Linked DNA regions of Homo sapiens: all the other regions are linked to region 3. Evidence: chromatin loops called from intact Hi-C (ENCODE). Cell type or tissue: heart right ventricle. All regions are shown on one strand. Region 1 overlaps LOC101927263 (a long non-coding RNA gene). Region 2 overlaps LINC00923 (long intergenic non-protein coding RNA 923). Region 3 holds the start of LINC02253 (long intergenic non-protein coding RNA 2253). Region 4 overlaps LOC101927263 (a long non-coding RNA gene). Region 5 has its middle 67 kb from the start of LETR1.

Region 1 (4,000 bases), 870 kb after region 3:
ATTGGCGATACCTCGCCACTTGTGTTATAGCACGAGCATTTCATGCTAAACTTTAAATAGCATTCCATGAAATTAATACCAACCAAAGGGGGAAAAAAGGCAAGATGGGGGTTGGGGAGGTGGCGGCTGGCTTTCCAGGGTGGCGGTAAATCGTGACTGTACTCCATATGTTAAAATCCGGAGGGAGAGCTGGAGGAAGGGGAGAATCCCTCACCAGTCAGCCTCTGCAATCATTTAAATAAAGGTAAAATTAACATTCGCTCCTTTGAAGTTAGAGTGAAGATGGCTTAAAAGAGGATTTTATTTAGTGGGTGTCATATCAAAACGAGAAGAAAGGCGATGCCTCGCCTGGAGATTTTAGTTTCATAATATTTTTTAAAACATTATTTTAGAAAAGGCCAAAATGGCAACTCAGGTGTCCCACCGCGTTCTCACGGTCCCCTAGGGCTGTGGACCTCTCCCTACAGGCACGGAATGCTCAGTTTTCTCACGCTGGGGGTAGAACAGCCAGAAGATGCCTCCGCAGGTTCCTTTCTCCCAACTCTACATTTGACTAGGACCCGGAGTGTGTTTGTGTCTGACTCCTGGAGGGGGCAGGACCCAGGGCACTGCGCTTGGGACCTGGCCTGGGCCACGGCTGCCCAGCCTCTAGCCCCCCTTGGCGGCCCACCTGCGCCTGGCGCGTTTCTTGATACCAGTGGCGCCCCCCACAACCAGCGTGTCGGGTCAGGAGGGGTAGAGCAGATAAGAAGGTTGCACTCGGGGTGTCCCGACTCGGGGCCAGCCAGACAGGAGCGAGCTGGGGCCCAGCCCTTGATACAGCTCCTGACGGCCCCGGAGCAGACTGTGCGGCGACCGCCCTGCCCCAGGCGCACCGGAGAGCTCTAGCCCTTGCGCAGCCAAAATGGTTAGGGTTGTTTTCGGCTTTGTTTGCTTTTAAATCTATAGGCGCCGTTTCATCTCAAGCTCTGCTCAGCCTCTGACCTCCTGTTCGCAATTCTCCTCTGGACCCTGACTTTTTTGGAGGGGGGCGGGTTAAAGTGAGAATGGGATGGAGAGAGAAATGTTACTCGCCTGTCCTTGGGTCCCAGGGCTGGCGATGGCAGGAAAAGGGGACCCATCACTATAACCGGAGGTCGCCGGCCGCCTGTGATCTGGGGTTGCCGCCCTCGTCCCCCGCCCCCTGGAGTTCCTGTGTAAAAGTTTCAGAAAACACATCCCGCACAGGTCCCTAACCGGGTCCAAGTTGCCTGGGTCTCGCCGCCCTTCCTGGCTGGAGAAAAACCCTGTTTTGTGAGCAAAGTAGACGGCCCTCAAGACCGCTTCTTGTAGTGTTTTTACGGAGGCTCCTGCCAGCTCTGCATTCTCACGAAGAGTTATCCCAAGACCTCCCACATCCACCAGAGGAGACCTGAATCCTTCTCCGGCCTAGTTCAGGGGACATCCCGGGCACGCAGCACGCCCGCGGTGGCGTGCATCCCAGCGAACCCTAGCCAGGCTGCGCGGCCTCCCTGCTGGGGCCAGTTCGCGGCTCAGGCTCCGAGGCGGCACTGTCCCTACTCGGCCGAGGGTCCCCTCCTACCTCTCCCTGCTCCCTTGCGGTCATCCTGTCGCCCGTTTTTCTCTTCTGGTGCTTCTCCTGGACACCAGGACGGGCCCCACCGTATTTACTGCACAAAACCCCACTTTTAAAGCCCGGTTAGGGGCCTCCGTCCTTTGTAGGAGACTTAGAAAAAGCGAAATTGAGTGCCCCGTGGGTGGCCCTTCTACGAAGAGAAGACTCTCCTTCGTTTGCGCCTCTGCTCAAGTGCTTTAAAGTTACACTAAGGACCTGCTCTCTATTCCTTTACTGTGGACGGAGTGGGGTGGGGGCGGGGGCAGGGGGAATGGAGAAGCCGATCTGAGGATAGTAGCTGCTCTGTAGACACTGGCTGCTCTCCTCCAAAGCTCCAGGGTGGGAATTTCTCCACCAGAATTGCAATGAGGGTGTCTGGGAGGTTTCTGAATGTAGGACTTCAGAGGCACTCACATTCCATTTCACCTCCCCAGCCCTCATCCTGGAGTCACCAAACTCAGGGTGCCAGGGCCAAGTTGTCCTCCCTGGCTTGGCATACCAGAGCTGTTCATCTGGGACCTGTTCAGCCCGCCAAGCAGTTTTTGGGGTTCTGCCTCTGCCTCCAAGTCCTGGTGTTTGTGGTGGCTGCCCCAGCCTTGCAGAAGTGGGAGGAGTAAAAGCTTTGAGCTTATAAATCCACTTAAAGCAACTATTACACTTTTCCCTTTCTGACCATGTGTGAAACAACATATATTATTAACAACTTGAGTCTATAATTCAGGAAACAGGAGATATTTTTTATACAGGTCTCTTCTTTCTCCACTGTAGGGACCCTCCTCAGCAGAGATCTCCTAATATATGCAGTTAAGGAGAGGTTTCAGGAATCCAACATCTGCTCATGTTGGTTTGAAAGTTAATGAAACTCGACTGTAATTCAGATTATTTCCAAAAGTATCTTGTTCATTTCTCTGAAACAGTCAGGTGAAAATTACAACCTGCAAACTGATGCTAAGTTGGTCCTTTTTCTGCTCACCCTAAAGTTGGCCAAACCAATAGCAAATAATTTTAGATGATTCAGGTTTTGGCATAATTGCCATCACATCTTGTTCCCAAGGTGTTCTCCAGTTGGTCCACTGCCTGTCTACCAGCTCCTCGGCATCTACTCAGCCTGGTTCCATTCTAGAGTTCCTTAGTTTGATTTGGTCTCATAGAATGCCCGTCCCCAGGTCCTCTTATTTCCCACCCCACCCCACCCCCACCACCACCAGATCAATCACAGAGACAATTGATTTTGTTGTGTCCTGTTCAAACCAGAAAGTGCTGACATCTTGGGCAGTGGGCAATAACTCTCATGGAATATCAGACAAACAGGCCAATGTCCGGATTTAGGGATCAAAGTTGTGTGTGCACACATATATGTTGAAGTGCGTATGCATGTAATCACGTTCATACACCTGACTGTGTATACAAATGATAGTGTTGAGAAATTGAGACAAATTTTCAATGTAATGCCAGAGTATAAACTGAGTGAGAAATCATATTAGTCTGGATAAATGAAGAGGTGAATCACACCTAAATGTCTAGGAGTAGATCATTAATTATGAAATTCGAGACTCTTTTGAGCATCCTATGCTTGCTAGAAATGAACCATCTTTTTTTTTCTTTTATTGAAAATAAGACCCTAAATTCCTTTTGACTGAAAGGAAGTTATCAGACAAGATGCAATTTTCTCTTTCTTTACTGACAACTCTGTCATCCAAAGGATCACAGCCATGTCAGGGTGTCTGTCTTAGAAAGAAAAAAAAGAGAGAGAGAGAGAGAGAGAGCTAGTGAGAGAAGCCCTGATGCGCGTGGCCATCTTTGCATCAAAATTTTCCAGACCTCTATTTTTGATTGTGATCCCACTGATCTGAGTTTGAAATGCGAACGCAGTGAAGCCCCTAAGCCTTCAATCGTGTGAAATTTTCAAAAGATCTCTAGAAGCAATCTCAGGCTGCCTGACCCCTGACAGGCACCGATCTCTTTATTCCTCTCTCTGCCAGCACTTCATTTGTCGGAATATCTTTCAGATTTGCACCTCCAGATGACAAACCTGAGTGTTTATTATGTGTACATGAATCGGAAATCTTCAAGCCCGGACAAAAGCACCATTTTAAACATAATATTTAATTTCCCAGCCTAAGTGTCTGCTTCTTTATTTGCTTTTCATTAGCTTAAATATTTTTTCCAAGTCTCCCCATGTGTCACTTTGATATTTAGATGATTCTCTCTTCTAATCGTCATTTCCCCCTTGAAAAATCCCCTGTTGCCCGCGACTGCTGGGCTCACACGGCAACGTCACCGTGCGGCCGTTGGCGAGGACTCAGCTCGACGCACAGCAGTTCAGGGAGCGCGGGGTGGGGGGCGCGTCTCCAGACAAGGTAAGGGCCGGAGGGCTGCCAAAGA
Region 2 (4,000 bases), 510 kb before region 3:
TTCCCTCTGTGTGCAGGTGGCCCCGAAAAGGTGGCTCTGCAGCCTGCAGATCAGAGACCCTGTCAAAAATCTCTGCAAAGATGCAGGGATGCCTCCATGCACAAGAAAATTCAGCCTTTTCTCGGATTGCAGAGCCTATGGGCCTGGCAATGAACTTCCCAGATTTCTAAGGAAAAATCCCATGAGCTAAAAATGCCAGCAGCAACTTTTGAGTTCTACTTAATGCTTTATAAATTTGGGTATGTGTGCATATATCTGCATTCATCAAAATTCTTTATCATTGCTTTATGTTATTAAATGTTTTCATGAAGACAGTTAATATGATAACTGCCATTCTCTATAGTTACATGGCTGAGTGAGTGAATATCTTTATTTGGAACAATTTGTCACAACTGGGATCTGGGTGGTTCTGAGAATGCCTTAGAACTGGGTGGGATGGGGTGGCTGAGTGAGAGTGAGGGCAGCCTCTTGAATGGACGGATTTTGTCTCTTCATCTTTCTGATGACCCTGTCTCAGGACTTTCCCCCCCTTATTTCTGTTGATTCTCATTTAAAACAGATCCCTCTGGTATGTGTCACAATTTTGCTTTGCTTAGCTCCAGATTACATTTCCCCTGATACAAAGCACACCTAAAATAATCAAAGGACAAATGAAAGGCCCACTACCCATTCGTACATAACATGCAAACCAATTTTTAAAATTATTTGAGTTTCAGCCTTTTAATTTTAGGACCATAACTTTGCCAAGAGTGGTACTCTAAATTCTTGCCCTTATTTAGGAATTTATGAAACAATTAAGATAGGTTATTACCCTTCCTTGAAGGACAGAAGGCAAGCCATAGGTCAGCTGAGAATATGCTTTTTTGGCAAATATCTAAAGTGTTATTTTGACAGAATATTTTCTAATGTTGTAGGACCTTAAAATACAAACCTGGTTATTTGGGAATCCGTAGAGTATAAAGTATGAAAATATTTGATGATTTTCTTCTTATAAGCATTATAGTACAAGAAAAAATGGTTTTAGTATATGCTAAGTAATGCTGTTATTGGTAGACAGATCTTACAGGGCTAGGTAAAGAATTAAACTGACTTTGCAAGTTGTCAAGCTGATTACACAAATTAACTAGGGACAAATACTTAAATTACTTCTTCTATTGGCTTATCTCTTCAGTTGTATTCCAGAATATTTTTTGAAAATGGAATATTCCTTTAAATTGTCCTCAGATTGATGTCATTATAGTATCATCACCAGTCTCATAAAGTGGCTTGATTATTGTGCTTTAGTAGACAATGCAGGGTTATAAAAGCTGCATCTCCCGTCATGATTTCTCACATGAGTTTCACATCATTGAGCCCCTTCAGCTGTCACGTGCATCAGTGACTGCGTCATGTTATTGAACATAACCTGGAATCAGGAGAAACTGAATAGAGAAGTTTATCGAAATTTAGATGAATAATAATAACAAATTCCAAAAGGTTATTTCTAAACATTTCTAATAAAATATTTGAGTTACTCTTGGATATTTTATTGTCTATGTAGAAAACATGCTACATCTAGTTTCAAATAGATAATTTTACCTCCCTCAACCCTGCAAAGAAAAAAAATCCAAACAAACTGTGTTTGGAATTTAAATGTTAGAAGGTGCTTCAGTCTAATAAATATTTTCCTAATGCGTTAATTGTGATGCTTTCCTTGTGTGAACAGGTTACTTTTGAAGATGATGACTTTCAGCGTCATGAGCGTCATGCTGAGACGCTCTCTATGTAATTCTGAAAAGAGCCGCTAGGTGGGAGTGGTGCCAACAAGGGTAGTTCCGGTCTCTTAAATGAACTAGGTGGGATCCAGAGATTGTGTGATTTCCATCTATGAATATGGCTTCCCACAAAATAGAGCTATTTGTTAAAGCAATAAATAAAATATTCCATTAATTAAAAATTTCCAGTGTTTTATCTGAATCTAAAAAGAAGTACAATCTGAGAAGGAGAAAAAAAGCCATCTAGGTATGTACAAAGGAAGTGCCCATCCAAGACAAACTTCGGCTGTCTTAGTTGCTAATCATTTAGTCCTGCTAGGCTTATGTTACCATCAGGGATAACAATGAAAAGTTACTAAAGCACACATTTTTTACTCTGCTAATAAAAAAAGATTCCTTTTGTAGGCATCTATTGAGAAATTAAAAGAAAAAAATCAGAAAAAATGATATTCTAAGCCATGAAAAAGACCTCCCCAAAATTCCAAAATTTAACATGGGCTAAAGAAATTTTAAATTAACCTTTTCAGCAATTTAAATATACTATTGCAAATATCTAGCAGGCCTAGAAAGAAATTATGAATACAATTATTTTAAAAAGAAAAAAATGGAATACAACTCATAAAGACATTGGATGCTTCCAAAACAGTAGTAAAAAGCACATTCATAGCATTATTAAAGAAAAATAAAATGAAATGAGTTAATCATTATACTCAAGAAATTAGGAAAAAAACTGTAAATATAAAGAAGCAATATTGGTAGGGAATATAATTGACAAGTAAATGGAGAGGTACATCTAAGACACTATTTTTATAAGGAAAACAATTTCAAGACCTATGTCTGGAATTCTCCGTAAGATAATAAAATGGCTAGCTCAAATAAACAAAATTAGAAGTTAGAAATGATGAAACAACAAATATAAAGGAGATAGAAATTATAAATCCTCTAAATCTATGCCAGAATATTGAAGCACTCAGTAAAATAAATCATTTTCTTTTTTGGAAAATATAAAATACTGATATTAATTCCAGATGAAAAAATACTCTGAGTGCGCTAATACCATTTTTAAAAGCATAAATGAATTCTTGTAAATTTTAAAAGGCTAGAATACAAATAAATTTAATCAATATTTAAAATAATGCAGCATAGAGCTTATTCCAGGAATGCAAAAGGAATAAATTCAATCTCACATGCAATTGTTTTATAAAGTAGGGAATATACATCTTGAGTGACTAATACACTTATCAACAATACATCCCCTGTATTCACATAAGAATCAGAAACAAGACATGAATATTGATGATGTCCTTGTTATAATGGAGAATGTGATAAAAATTAAACAATCAAAAGATAAAATAACTGAACATTAATAAGATATTTTATTAAGGTGGCTGAATACAACAGAAATAAATATGAAACTCTCATATGTTTCCTATATACTGTATAAGCAATAAACATTTAGAAGTATAATGGAAACAACTAATTCAGAGGAGAGAATTAATTGAGGGACACATGAAATCCTGTGTTAATTAGGAGATATTTTCAAAAGACAGTATGGCTGTTGCAGTTCCATACTGATTTATTTACAGTTTTAACAAAGTCATCGAAATCCTAGTGTCATTGTTTTGGCACTTTTTTTTTGTTATTAGAAAGTTCAGTGGCTGAATGGAGGGTTGGAATAACCCCAACCCCTGAACAAAAAGACTAAGTAAGGAAGACCTGCCCTAGTAAATAGTAATTTTGTTAAAAGAAAACTGGACATAATTTAGGAAGGTACATTGGTATGAGCATTAGTAGAAGAGATCAATGAAAAAGAATAGAGCACCTTGAGCTAGACCCTCCAATGCAGATGTATTTCAGCAAATGTTTAAGGTGGCATCACAAATTAGTAATTTTTTTCCAAACAAATGAGGTTGAGACAATCGGTATTGACAAAAATGAAGATCACATCAATATATCATTTCAACAGCCCTGGAGGAGTGAGGAGTCCTCCTGAAGTGGCATCAAGGTAGGAATACAGAACCACTGTGCTTGAATTTATGGCAGAACACTTCACATCTGTACTTGCTGCAGATGTTGCAGGGGTCCAGGCTTCCCTGGCTACTGTGCACCCTGAATTCTCATCATCTGCAGTCTGTTTTGTGTGTACCCTAAAAGGACCTAGTCTACCACTCTTATTCTTTCCTTCAACCTTTGCTAATTTTTCTAATCTTGTTTTCAGCAAGAACTCTACATCTTCAACATTTTGT
Region 3 (4,000 bases):
AAAGAAAACGATATCGATTCTAAAAGGAATAGCGTGTTTTGTAATGTTAATGGCTTGAAACCTCTTTTTTCCCAATGCAGAATCTCTGTGAGAAAACAGTGGTCCTCATTAATGCCTTGCGCACAGACTCCTCATTGTTTTTACTTGTGCTATTTCTTTGCACTTGGATGCAGAAGCAATAAATTTCCAGGGAAATGAAACTCACTTATCAGATTTCCCAGCATCAAGTTTCATATTAGGAGTGAAAAAATCAGTCTAACTGGACTCAATATAGCTGTAAACCAATATATGTAAGCAGTATCAGAGATTAAGCCGTCATCGTTGCATTTGTGAGCTTCCCATTTCAATCTGGAAGGAATAACCATTTTCCTAGCTGTTATTTAATGATGTAAAATATTCCTTAAAACAATAAATCAAATCAATTCAGGCAACATTCAAAAGACCAAATATTGTTCTCTTTGAAAGAAAAGCATGAATCACATGAGCACATTTTCCCTCTAAAATGTTAATTTCTTAAATTTTAAAGGGAGTAATACTTTTACTCTTTTAGTGATGCTATCAAAGGTACTAAAAATCAGTTTATAAGGCAATCTGAAGATTCTCATTTAGCAAAAAAGTTCTTATTCCAAAGTCTTTGCTTTTTTAATTCAAGATCAAGTTCTAACCAATATAATTTGCTTAAAATTATTTTAGTTTACTATAAGGCACTTCCCTTTTTACCAAGAAAATATTCAGAGTCTCATATAAAAATATAAAGTTATTATTAAAATATGCAGCAATAACCGCGAATGAATTTATGTTTATCATTGCCCTGCTCGTTTGGTGAATGGGGAATGACTGAGATGCACTATAATTATTGGTTTCTCTATTTTATGTTTGGATTTTTACAAACATGCACATACAAACACAAATGCACACAATAAATGTATGTACAAGTTATTGCATATACTATGTATACTTAAAATTCTAATTAAAGCAGTTAGCTATGACTCTCATTTAGCAGCACGTAAAATGAGTAATTATGCTTGTTGAAAGAGGCTACGAAACAGCCTTAGCAACTGTGAAAGAGCATCTCATAGATCTGCAACCTTTAAACCAAAAAGTTGGTAGAGAGAAAAATCAGAAAGTAAAAACCAAATGTGATATCTTACCAGTGCTCTCTCTGCAAGTGTGCTGTGATGTATTGTTTATAAGCGATGTTTTCAACTTATAGTGCAAGAGTCCAGCGTCCTTCCTGCAAAAGCACATGCCTGCAGATTTAACCAAAATTTTCAAAGATTCAAAACGTGATAGCCATTTTATGAATACCTTCAATCCAGAGCATCTGCACAGTGTCTAAATTGAACATTTAGACAAATAATTTTAATTTTAAACTCCTCTTTAAGGAAAAACTTTGTTTAAAAAAAAAACACTTAAGGACCTAATTGTACACAAAAGATACTGTTCACAGACATTTATGCATTTGTAGTTTAGAAGAATGTTTTAAGATCATATATAAAATTATTTTGTACAATGGAATAAAAGAGAAAATAAGAAAGAAAAACAAAAACGAAAACAAGAAGATCCGTGCTGTGGCGAAAGAGGAAATAGAAACGGTTGAAGTTCTAACTCACTGGGCACTTGCAGCTCACCTCTGTTGAACAACTGGCCTTGAGAACTTTGTCAGTTACGTTTTATTCCACAAGTTTGTTGTTTCTGAATCCTCATTTTCACTTTTATAGATGGTCAGACAAGGCTTAAATAGTGCATCGATTTATTGCTATATATCAATTTCTAAAACAACTTAACCAAATCGCACTTATTGTCCTTTAATTAATATGTGCTCTTTAAACTTTATTTTTTTCTTTAAATATAGTCATTGCAGTTACAAATCTGCCCAGATCTCCAAATTCACCTACAGAGTGCCCAGAAAGTCCACCGTTCCCTTTCTGATCTCTGCCACTAGGAGGCACTGCAGCCTGCTTTATGAAGGGGATGAAATCTGGCGAAGTGAATATTCCACACAACTATGGCTCCGGTGTCATTCCCTATTTAATGGCTGTCAGTGAGGGGGAAAGACAACGCGGCGGGTAATTAAAACCAAATTGCAGGCAGGAGATGACTGCACAAGAATGATATTGTCATTAATACTGATTTAACATGCACCTGGGTAAGGTGAGGGAGTGCGGCAAGGGAATTCACACTGAAGCCAGGGTTGCCTGATTTAAAGATGTAGTGTTTCCAGCTGAAGCATGTTTAAAAACTGAATAAAACCATCATATTATGACAGCAGAAATAAAATGGAAACAAATGTTCTACATATGTCTGTAAAGAAAAAAAAACTTCTATTTGTTGTAGCTTCGTGGACGGAGCATGTGCCTCCTCTTCTGAAGTTCAAAAGTATTTTTGCAGAAGGCTTTCTTCCCCTGTTGTTGGCTTCTCCTGAATAGGTTTGTAATCTGCTCATGTAGTTTTCTGTTTTCACAAGACTGTGGAGCTAGAACATTTTGGGAGAGATATTTACCCCATGGGACTCAGGATTTTCCAATCATGAACACCTTGCTGAGGCCATTGAAATCTAGGACTGAAAGCTTGTCAAAGGTGTGGGCAATATTGTTAATAGTATGAAGCAGGTGGCTCACTAAAGTGAATTCCAACCCCCCCCCCCCCAAAAAAGAAGAGGATTTCTCATCTTAGCATCCCTGAAATCTCTTTAAAAATTTTAATGATAAATGGCAAAACCCAGGAAACAACCACTAATCTAAGTTCAAATTAAGTAGTCTATTTTACTTAACATACGTAAAATAATCTAGCTAATATCTTTCCATATTCACTAAAAATTTCCATATTATGGCTTAGGCTAAATTTTACATTTGTTGTCAGAGGAAAAATATCGTGGTCTAGATCATGTACAAATTAAAAGCAACCTCCTATTTAAAGGGTTATTGGATGTTTCAGGCAGAAAATGTGCCGAAGATTCGTTTACAATGGTTGCAGTTCACCCTACCATGTCCAGAGTTTGCTCCTTCCGGTGGATTCGTGGTCTCGCTGACTTCAAGAATGGAGCCCCGGACCTTGGCTGTAAGTGTCACAGCTCTTAAAGATGGCATGGACCCAAAGAGAGAGCAGCATTAAGATTTATTGTCAAGAGCGAAAGAACAAAGCTTCCACAGACGGGAAGCGGACCTGCGCTGTTTGCCGTTGCTGGCTGGGGTAAGCAGCTCTTATTCCCTTATTTTTCCTGCCCATGTCCTGCTGATTGGTCCATTTTACAGTGTGCTGATTGGTCCATTTTACAGTGTCCTGATTGGTGCATTTTACAAACCTCTAGCTAGCTACAGAGCACTGATTGGTGCGTTTTACAATCCCAGCTACAGAGTGCTGATTGGTGCATTTTACAATCCTCTTGTAAGACAGAAAAGTTTTCCAAGTCCCTCCACCCAGAAGTCCAGCTGGCTTCACCTCTCACGACATTGAAAACGCTGTTCTGATTGATAAATCTCCTTCTGGTTTCACCTTAAATGAAATGTGTGCATTATAGAAATTGTTACCCTTCTGCCCAGCTCCAAAAGAGATGAATCATTAGGGATGTCATGAAGATTTTTAATCACATCATAAAGAAAGTAAATTCAAAGAGCATTCGTTCGGCAATAAAGAACATATTATTGAGAAAGAGCTCACTAAACAAGGTCAGGTAGGGAAAAATGATCAAATGTCATGGCTGCTGGATCTAGACCATGAGAGTTTTTTTCATGCCCAAATCATGATTTACAGAACAGTGATCAAATCTTCTAAATTTATTCCACAATACTTGGCTATTTACATTTTTAACGGGTTTTACATTTACAGATCTTTTATTTATCTATTTGTTGGTTTGTTTCATTTCTTCATTTTTGGAGATGGTCGCTGGACTCAGGAGCAGGTAGACATATAAAAAGCGCAAGTAAGCCTAATAACATTGAAAAATGGATAAAAGTTGGGACTTCTGCCTTTATGAAGCAGTACACATATTCTGTTCTAT
Region 4 (4,000 bases), 880 kb after region 3:
AGGTTAAAGCCTCATCTGACTTCATTACTTTTAAAAGCTGTCTATTTCACAACTGTCACTTTTCATCACTTAGCTCAAATAAATACTTGAAGAAATGAATTGGAAGAGACTTTCAGATCATGTTTATAATTCTTGGTCGCCGCGTTAACATTCCTAATGACCTGACCCTCTGAGTTTCTGCAGACTTCTAAATTGGGCCGAAAATTCCTCCTTATATACTAGAAAACTTCAAGGAAGGTGAGGTGGCCGGAAATGCGACTCAAGGGAGAAGTGCAGCGGCTGCATGTGGAAGGCAGGGTGTTGTCGCAGCAAAGCATCCCAGCAGCTGCGAGGGCCCAGGCCCGAGACCCAGGGCCACAGAGAGGGGGACAGCTCACGGGTCAGGGGATTCACATGGAACCAGCTGCTGACAGGAGGGCCCCAGCCTAGCAGCCGCGCCGCCCGCCCGCGTTCCTCGGGTCCCGCCGACCAGGCTGCAAAACCACGAGAAAATTCATGCCAGAAGGAAACGCTGTTCATTGGGACTATTACTATTATTCTATCACTGTTTCAAAAATGATTTTAAAGGGCCCCTACGACCGCAGATGAGGAGTGGCAGAGTGAGAGCCATTTTCTCCCAGTCATCTTCGACTCAGAGCTTGTGAGACACCCAGAAAGAGCAGAAGCATGGAAACGAAATCGTACGCACTGAAGTCCGTTCAATAAATTGAAATAGTTTCTCCAATTTTGCTACCATTTGCCCAAGCCTTCTAGTATTACCAGCCGGTGGTAATACTTTCACTTTCTCTCTCTCTCTCCCTCTCTCTTTCAAGCTCTCTCTCTCTCTCTCTCTCTCACACACACACACACACACACACACACACACACAACCAGTTCTAAGAAATAGGAGGAAAAATACAGAAAAAAAAAAGCGAAAGGAGAGGTAAGAAAAAAAAACTACAGAAAATAAAAGGAAAAGGAAGGGAAGAAAAAGGAAATGAGAGAAAAGAAGAAAGCAAAGGAAAACCCAAAAACTATATATCTTTTCTTTTTTAGTTTGGGGGACAACGATAGAACACATATTTTCCTTATTTTTTTCTTTGAAAAAGAACAACAAGAACAACAAAAAACCCTAAGCTGCGTCTCTGAGCTTGTGGTGGATTGGGCGCTTGCTCGGTGTGCCTGGGCCGAGGCTGACTCCAGCGCGCCGCTCGCCGTGCCTGGGGACCTGCAGCCCCAGCCTCCGCCCCGCCCGGGAATTTCGAAGATTTCCCCCGAGCGGCGGCGCGCGGAGTGTGCTCCGGAACTCGCCATCACAGCGCTCCCCGCCGCCGCCAGCCTTCCCCAGTCGTGGCCTCAGGCCTTCGCCCACCCTGCGGACCGCTCCGCCTAGGTGGGTCTGAGCGCTCCCGATTTTCCGCTCAGAGGCTTTAGGAACCCCGAGTTAACATTGCTCGGTGGCCGCTGCCTCGCTGCGTGGACGCGGCGGCGGATGCGCTCGGTGGCGAAAACCCGGGCGCGCTGCCGTACCTTGGAGCGCCACCTCGCTGCAGAAACTGGAATGACGCCGCCAAGCCTCCCAGCCTGCGGCAGCCTAATTGTACGTCACCCGGACTTTTTCCGTAATCGAAACCCTCAGAGAAGCCGCAACGCACAGGTCTTCTGACGGGTTAAAAACCATTATCTGTGACCGACAGATCCCACAGTGGCTGCATTGGGATGAAGGGAAAATAACAGAAGAAGGAGAAAAATATATAGGCACAATTTCACCAAGTCTAAAGTAGTCACTCAAGCTGGGGAGCTGCTTTCCTAGAAAGGAGAAGATAAATGAGACGTGGTCTTTAGGAAGCCACTAGTTCGGGCCCCGTGTATTTCCGGCCATTCAGCTGCGGCCAGTGCAGATGTCTCCCATGAGGTGGTGCCTATAAAGTCATCCCTTCCCAATTATGATTTCCACCAAAATTCATTTATTCTGGTCAGTCCAGCATTAGAGGGGTTCTGCAGTGCCAGTCTCCAGCCTACTGGGACACTGTACCCACAGCTTTTGGCTTTGCTGACTAAATAACCACAAAATATAGCCCCCAACACGTACACCTGTCCGCCGGTGAAAGTAGCAACTGGCAAGAATTGCAAATTACACAGCCTCTCTTTCCAAGGTGCAACTGGGCATTTGACACTATTTTATCCAGTTGATAACTTAACAGGTTTGCCGCAATCTTATATCCACACGACCATAAAATATACAGAAAATTTAACCCACTTATATGGTGAGCCTTTGCTTCAATGTGTCTTCAAAGTGCACCATCCCAGAGATGGGTGTTATAAGTTAAAACAAATGTTACATGCCAAACATGGTTTTAAAAATACAGCATCTCTGTCATGGTCCAGTGAGGATTTGTGTGGTTTCTTTGTTTTGAAGGGAGGTACAGAACCTTTATTTAATGTAGTTTTTATTACAAAGTTCAAATCCTTTTTTTTAAAAGGAGCTCTGTGGATCCTACAAATAATGGGAGCTGAACTGGGGACTATAGGGTGGAGATAGAGTTTATCTGGTGTTGTATAAGCCCCTGTATTTCCCTGCCTGAGCAATCCCAACATAGAGATCGCTTCTTGAAACTCCGCAGTCCCCTGAGTTAGCGGGGTGAGCCCCCAAAGGGCAGGCAGGGGATAGCGTGAGTGCCCCTTCTCCCTGTAACCAGGGCTCCTCCTTGCTGATTAGGAGCTCTCAGATCTTGCTCAGAAATTACACGGCTGCGCCAGGAAAATAGCCAGGTTGGCTTTCTGGCTGGTTTGTCTCTTCTCCATCAGGCTAGGAAAGATTCCTGTGAGACCACACAGGAGAAAGGCCCCAATTTCCTAGCAGGACTTCAGTGAGCATCCCTAGTAACTGCCAGCTAAGGAGGGGTGGCCCGGGCCCTGGGGGTCTTGAGGCCTAGGCATGGGGGTGGGGGTGAGAGTTGGTGCTAACATGGGGAGAAGGCAGCTGATGAGAGATAATGGGAGCTCAGAGGGAATTCCCAAGAGGGTCCTGGGGCCCACTGAGGGCCAGCAGTGAGGAACTAGGACAAAAACCGAGGAGAGGAAGGCATAGGAAATGATAGGTGTGAACCTGCACGCCTACAGTTTGGAAAAGGAGTTCTAAACTGGAAAAGGTTTTGTGTGTCTCTCTCTTTCTGTCTCTCTCTCTCTTCCCCCCCTCCACCCCCTTCTTCTCTCCCTTCATTTCTCTCTTCTCCACCCCTTCCTCTTCTCACATTCAGGTTTTCTGGGGTTTTTTTCGCCCAATAATGCCTGGAGATGAAAAATGATTTTTGTTGCTATTACACTTCCTACCGCAAGATGCAGTGCAAGGCGGCTGAGTTTGTATTACAACTATGTCACAATGTTTCACTGATGCAAAACATGTAGCCAGAGGGTGTTGCTAATGACTCCTGGATTAGAGTGAGATTGAGACTGGGAGAAAAAGAAAAAGAGAGAACAAGAGACAGAGGAAGGGAGGAGAGAGAAGAATGTCATTAGAGAACGAGGAAAATCACTGTATAATCACCTCTAATAATCTAATCAGGATATTTTCAGATTTCAAGGTTCTCTCCATGCTTAAGAGTGTGAGCTAGAGAGAGACCATTATCCTTTTAAACACCACAAAGGTTTTTTTGCATGTTAATAACTATTAATTATGTTTACAGCCAGTTAAGTGAAGAACTCTCCTTTGGAAAGAAACTTTGGAAAACGCTTAATAGCAGATTAAAGCCTTTTCCTGGAGCCGAGGTCGCTTGGAGGGAGGTGGGGGCCGGGTAATCACCCAAGGGTGTGCGGAGCCCGAGGCGGCTAGCAGAGGCTCAACGCCCCCGCCAGTGGTCGTGCACACAAATGTGCAAACGCCTGTGACGGGCTGCGGGGACCCAGGGTGCCCCGTCGGACCCGTGGCGGAACTCCTAGGCGCAGCCAGCCGCACGGGCTCGGCTTCCGCTCGGTCTTGGCAAAAATGTCCCTCCGGGCTCCGAACTCCCCGGCGCCCTCC
Region 5 (4,000 bases), 2.0 Mb after region 3:
CTCTTCGATGTGTGAAGAATTTAAATGTCTTGGTCAGGCCTGGGCAAAACCAGGACATCAGATTTGAGGATAGCCTTCCCTCTTGTCTGCCATGCTAAATCTCTACCCTGTCAGGAAATAAACCCAATATCATAATTCTATAACTGATTTTCCTCGGAAGGGATTACATCCAACTTGGTAACCAAGCAGTTGATACTCAGGATAGTTTTGCCTTCTAACGAATTTGTGCCAAAATTCAGAATATCACATTACAGCATTTGCAAAAGAATAGTGTAAAGGCCAGAGAAAAAATGAGCAATGCAGAATATTGCTCCTTAAGTCATCAAAGAAATACAGACAATGTGTCCTATTACGACACCTCAAATACCTGTCACTAACTCCATCCAGCTGTGAGTGTTCAGGAGACAATATTAACAGATGTGTGGTTGGAAATTAGCTGTTTGGGGGGTATTTTTAATGAGATAGTTCTTTATTATTTTTTCTAGAATAAATTCCCCTTCTTTAGTTAGCCTTGATAAAACAGTGTCCAAGGTAAGTCTTGGAATCTCATCAGAAATCTCAAATGATTATTTTAGCTCTTTCAACTTTCTCCTCTTCAAAGCCATTAAACAAAGCAACTAATGAGTAAATATATAGGATGGCTTAAGATTTATTTCTTTCTCCACGGTTTATTCAGAAGTAATAAAATATTAGCAAAGGTAGCCAAGGCGGCTCATGCCAGTAATCCCAGTACTTTGGGAGTCTGAAGTTAGAAGATCACTTGAGGCCAGCAGTTCAAGACCAGCCTGGGTAACATAATGAGACCCCCATCTCTACAAAAATAAAATAAAGTAAATTCGCTGTGTGTATTGGCGTGTGCCTCTAGTTTGAGGTACTTGGGAGGCTGAGATAGAAGAATTGTTTGGGCTCCGTAATTCGAGGCTGCTGCAGTGAGCTATGATTGCATCACTGCACTTCAGCTTGAGTGACAGAGCAAAACCTTACCTTCAAAAAAAAAGGCAGAAAATAGTAAAGTTAAAGAAAAAAATGTTAATAGCCAAATCCCGGGTTGATTTTCATAGATTGAAAACTCAATTTTAGAGGAAAAGAAGGGTCAACTGAATCTTCTGTGTGTCAGGTGCTCACTTAATCTTCCCAATGGAGTCAGTACCTATGAAGTACAAATGAGGTGCCAGAAAGCTGCTATGTTCCAGAACCAAGTCTTTTCTTTGAAAGACTAAATTCTCTGCTTTGTCCCTGCTGCTTTGAGAGTTTGGTTACGTATATGATAAGGCCGTGTAATAATCTTGACATCTATGACTTCTATTTGAAGAACACAACTATGCATCTTTTCTGCATCCTAATAGAAGCAGACCTATTCAGAGACAAGAGTCTTTGTGCATAGTTTCAACTTTCATGCACTTTAGTCACCTGTTTTTTTTTTTTTTTTTAAGGCAGATTTTGACTCCAAAAGTCCAGGATGGGGCCTGAGGTTCTGCATGTCTAACAATTTCCCAGCTGATGCCAAAGCTGCTGATCAGAGTCTACACCTTAAGAAGTAAGGACTGTCAGAGAGCAGTGAGCTGAAGTGCCAGGGTAGAGACTTGGGATAAGGGGCCAAAAGGACTGGCTTCTGTCAAAGTTAAAACTTGGCGCCCCTAGGGAAATTCCTTCAGTGGATTGTGGAGCCATTTGCAAAACAAGGGCTAGTGTAGTCCTCTGGTTGGCTTTTTCACCAGCAGGCTTGAGGTTCTCTACCCATACACAGCTCTCCTGAAGTCCACCGCTGTTTTGTTTGGACAGGCTGGTCTCAAGTCTGAGCTTGCACACAAAGAGCTTATCACCAACACTGGCCTTTCTCTGGCAGCTGTTTTCCTTCCGAGTCCCAGGGCTCTAGTCTGAGGGCAGGAAAAAGGCTTGCTGGAGAAAGAAGGGGTGCTATCAGCAAGCTGTGGTAGATGCCTGGCTTCAAGACCTTGCGGGGGAGTACCTCTCCCACACATACCTCCTTACACACACCCCAAAGATCAGCTTCTCCACTATGTCCTTGCCCTAGAATAAGTATGAAATAAGCAGTTTGATAAATCTATCGGTTTTGTCCATAAAAGCTGGCGAAGAAGCAGAGACTAAATTACTTCCTATAATAAAACAAGGAATTTCTATAAATTACAAGGACTGAATGTCAAGTCCTACAGAAAAACCTGCTCATGGGCATATGTGTCCGTGATGGAACAACACATATCCCACCAGCATGAGGTCAGGCATATGAAATCAGTATGAGGTATATGAGTGCCACATCTAGGAGAACTGATAAAAATCAGAGTCGTTGTCAGCTGTGTAAATTGAGAGGAAAAGGCGCCTTCAGCGACTTCCTTTGGGGAAGGCTTGTTTTGTGCTGGTGAACTGCTCCCCCTGGTGGATCAGAAATCGTCATGGTCGGGATTCCATTCTGAAGGGAGCAAACATGCTCTGGAGAAAACTGGGCAGTTGCAGGTATAGAGATATCCTCCCAAAAAAAGCTAATTTCTGAGCCCCCAGAAATACATTGAATACCTTCTGGGACCCTAACTGAGTCTTAGTGTGGCCATGATGTGAATTGCAAAGTTTGTCTTCCCACATTATTGGAGTTGTCTTGTGTATTCTCATTATTATGGTTGTTTCAAAATTGTGGCTGTATATTGATTTGAGAGATACGGAAAAGTCTTAAGTCCTGTATTTTATTTTATTTCCACTTTAAAAGCAATTCTGGATATTTACAAGGGGAAAAAGACCAACAGCGAGGAGAACATTTTTCTGTGAAATCATTTGTTTCCCTTACTGTCTACTTTTAACTGCTCTCTCTGAGGTGGTCATGTCGATTGTGATTAATTTATGCCTGGGCCTCTTGTTCTACTTCCCTCAACCTAAAAATAAGTTTTGTGATTTTCTCAGGATGAAATTTCTACTTTCATTATTTATGTCAGTGCCAATAGAGATAGTTTATGTTGTTGTTTTCATTAAAGAGATTTTTTGTATGCCCTGCCATGCACAAAGAGGAGATTTTGCAGGTCAGGCAGAGATGAAAATCTCTGACAACACTCTTACTCTTTCGAACATTCTGCAATGAGGATTGCAGCTTCAGTCCAAACAGTGTATAAGCTAAATAAGGAAGTGTTTTAAATATTTATTTAACAAGACATATTTTAAATAACCTACATATGTAAATAGAGTTCTTAGCCTGTACATTATTGCCAGGTCGATTCTCATGTTCTGATATATAATTAATTACTGGTTTATTCCTCTGTAAACCGAAGCAGGGAATAATTCCGTGATGCCAGGTCACTGATGTCAGCAAAATGTAATACCCTTTGTCAGTGGGATCTGTGCAGGAGAAATTGAGACTGTAAAATCTGTGATGGTGGGTGCCAAAAGGTGTCCAAAAAACAAGTTCCTATCTCCATTTTAGTTGTTTTCTCCTGATGTGTAGACTTTTTCTCTATGTTACCTAAGTGGGATTAGAATGCACATTTTTTATGTTAATGCAAACTCAGAATGCCTATGCAGTCTAAACTATGCATTTTATAAGTCACCTAAAGTGTCATCTAAAGTAAATGCATATCATGACCATTTTAAGCAGCACTATTATATTTAGAAACAATAACAACACAAATATCAATCATTTTGGTAATTCTTGATCATTGAAAAAATGAATTTTTAAATGTTTAAGCAAAATCCACAAGTCATTTTTAACTTTTTGAGAGAAAAATATGGCGATATGTATGTATATATATATAATTTTGTTTTCACTTAAATGAGCACCTGTCTTTCAAATTACTCTACTAAAAACTTCTAAAGGGCAAAAATTCTGAACATCAAATTTGTCAAGGGTATAGATAGCCCTAGGAAAGAAAAAAGCAGGCAAAAATGTGGCACCTTTTCTCCTTAGACTTCATTTCTGATGATGTAAAATAAGTAATCATCTCCAATACCTTAGCACTTTGCTCGTTTGGGTCAGTGGTGCAACAAGCATATTTCATTTAAA

Evidence for each region. Hi-C counts contacts between places; a loop is a spot of excess contacts. Peaks named below come from ENCODE experiments on the same cell type or tissue, not always from the same donor. Only the 100,000 strongest peaks of a DNase experiment are listed, where the experiment ranks them.
Region 1: a loop joins it to region 3, with 4 times the contacts of the local background. A loop is called at or near these places in 51 of 110 quality-filtered maps.
Region 2: a loop joins it to region 3, with 4 times the contacts of the local background. A loop is called at or near these places in 18 of 110 quality-filtered maps.
Region 4: a loop joins it to region 3, with 8 times the contacts of the local background. A loop is called at or near these places in 52 of 110 quality-filtered maps.
Region 5: it touches region 3 in a loop (4-fold over the local background); 42 of 110 quality-filtered maps call a loop at or near these places.

The regions. Positions count from the first base shown.
Region 1 is chr15:96,363,464-96,367,463 of GRCh38, reverse strand. All of the region lies in intron 3 of LOC101927263 (a long non-coding RNA gene), which reads right to left. Among named protein-coding and RNA genes, the nearest start is that of SCDAL, 23 kb to the right of the region's middle. In heart right ventricle, no CTCF peak of the experiment used is centred here; no DNase peak of the experiment used is centred here; H3K27me3 peaks cover 3,718 bases.
Region 2 is chr15:97,743,456-97,747,455 of GRCh38, reverse strand. LINC00923 (long intergenic non-protein coding RNA 923) reads left to right here. Exons shown (of 2, transcript NR_024173.1): 2 at 3,973-4,000. Among named protein-coding and RNA genes, the nearest start is that of LINC00923, 130 kb to the left of the region's middle. In heart right ventricle, CTCF peaks have their summits at 1,594 and 1,801 (motif pointing right); no DNase peak of the experiment used is centred here.
Region 3 is chr15:97,233,471-97,237,470 of GRCh38, reverse strand. It overlaps LINC02253 (long intergenic non-protein coding RNA 2253), which reads right to left and starts at 3,179. Exons shown (of 8, transcript NR_183855.1): 1 at 2,987-3,179; 2 at 1,152-1,250. In heart right ventricle, CTCF peaks have their summits at 1,714 and 1,917 (motif pointing right); a DNase peak (open chromatin) is centred at 1,970; H3K4me3 peaks cover 639 bases.
Region 4 is chr15:96,354,561-96,358,560 of GRCh38, reverse strand. All of the region lies in intron 3 of LOC101927263 (a long non-coding RNA gene), which reads right to left. Among named protein-coding and RNA genes, the nearest start is that of SCDAL, 14 kb to the right of the region's middle. RefSeq lists enhancers at 1-87, 3,410-4,000. In heart right ventricle, CTCF peaks have their summits at 1,317, 1,526 and 3,329; a DNase peak (open chromatin) is centred at 1,530; H3K4me3 peaks cover 2,929 bases; H3K27ac peaks cover 3,715 bases; H3K27me3 peaks cover 2,175 bases.
Region 5 is chr15:95,258,008-95,262,007 of GRCh38, reverse strand. No RefSeq gene overlaps it. Among named protein-coding and RNA genes, the nearest start is that of LETR1, 67 kb to the left of the region's middle. In heart right ventricle, CTCF peaks have their summits at 2,197 and 2,396 (motif pointing left); a DNase peak (open chromatin) is centred at 2,387; H3K27ac peaks cover 2,022 bases; H3K27me3 peaks cover 190 bases.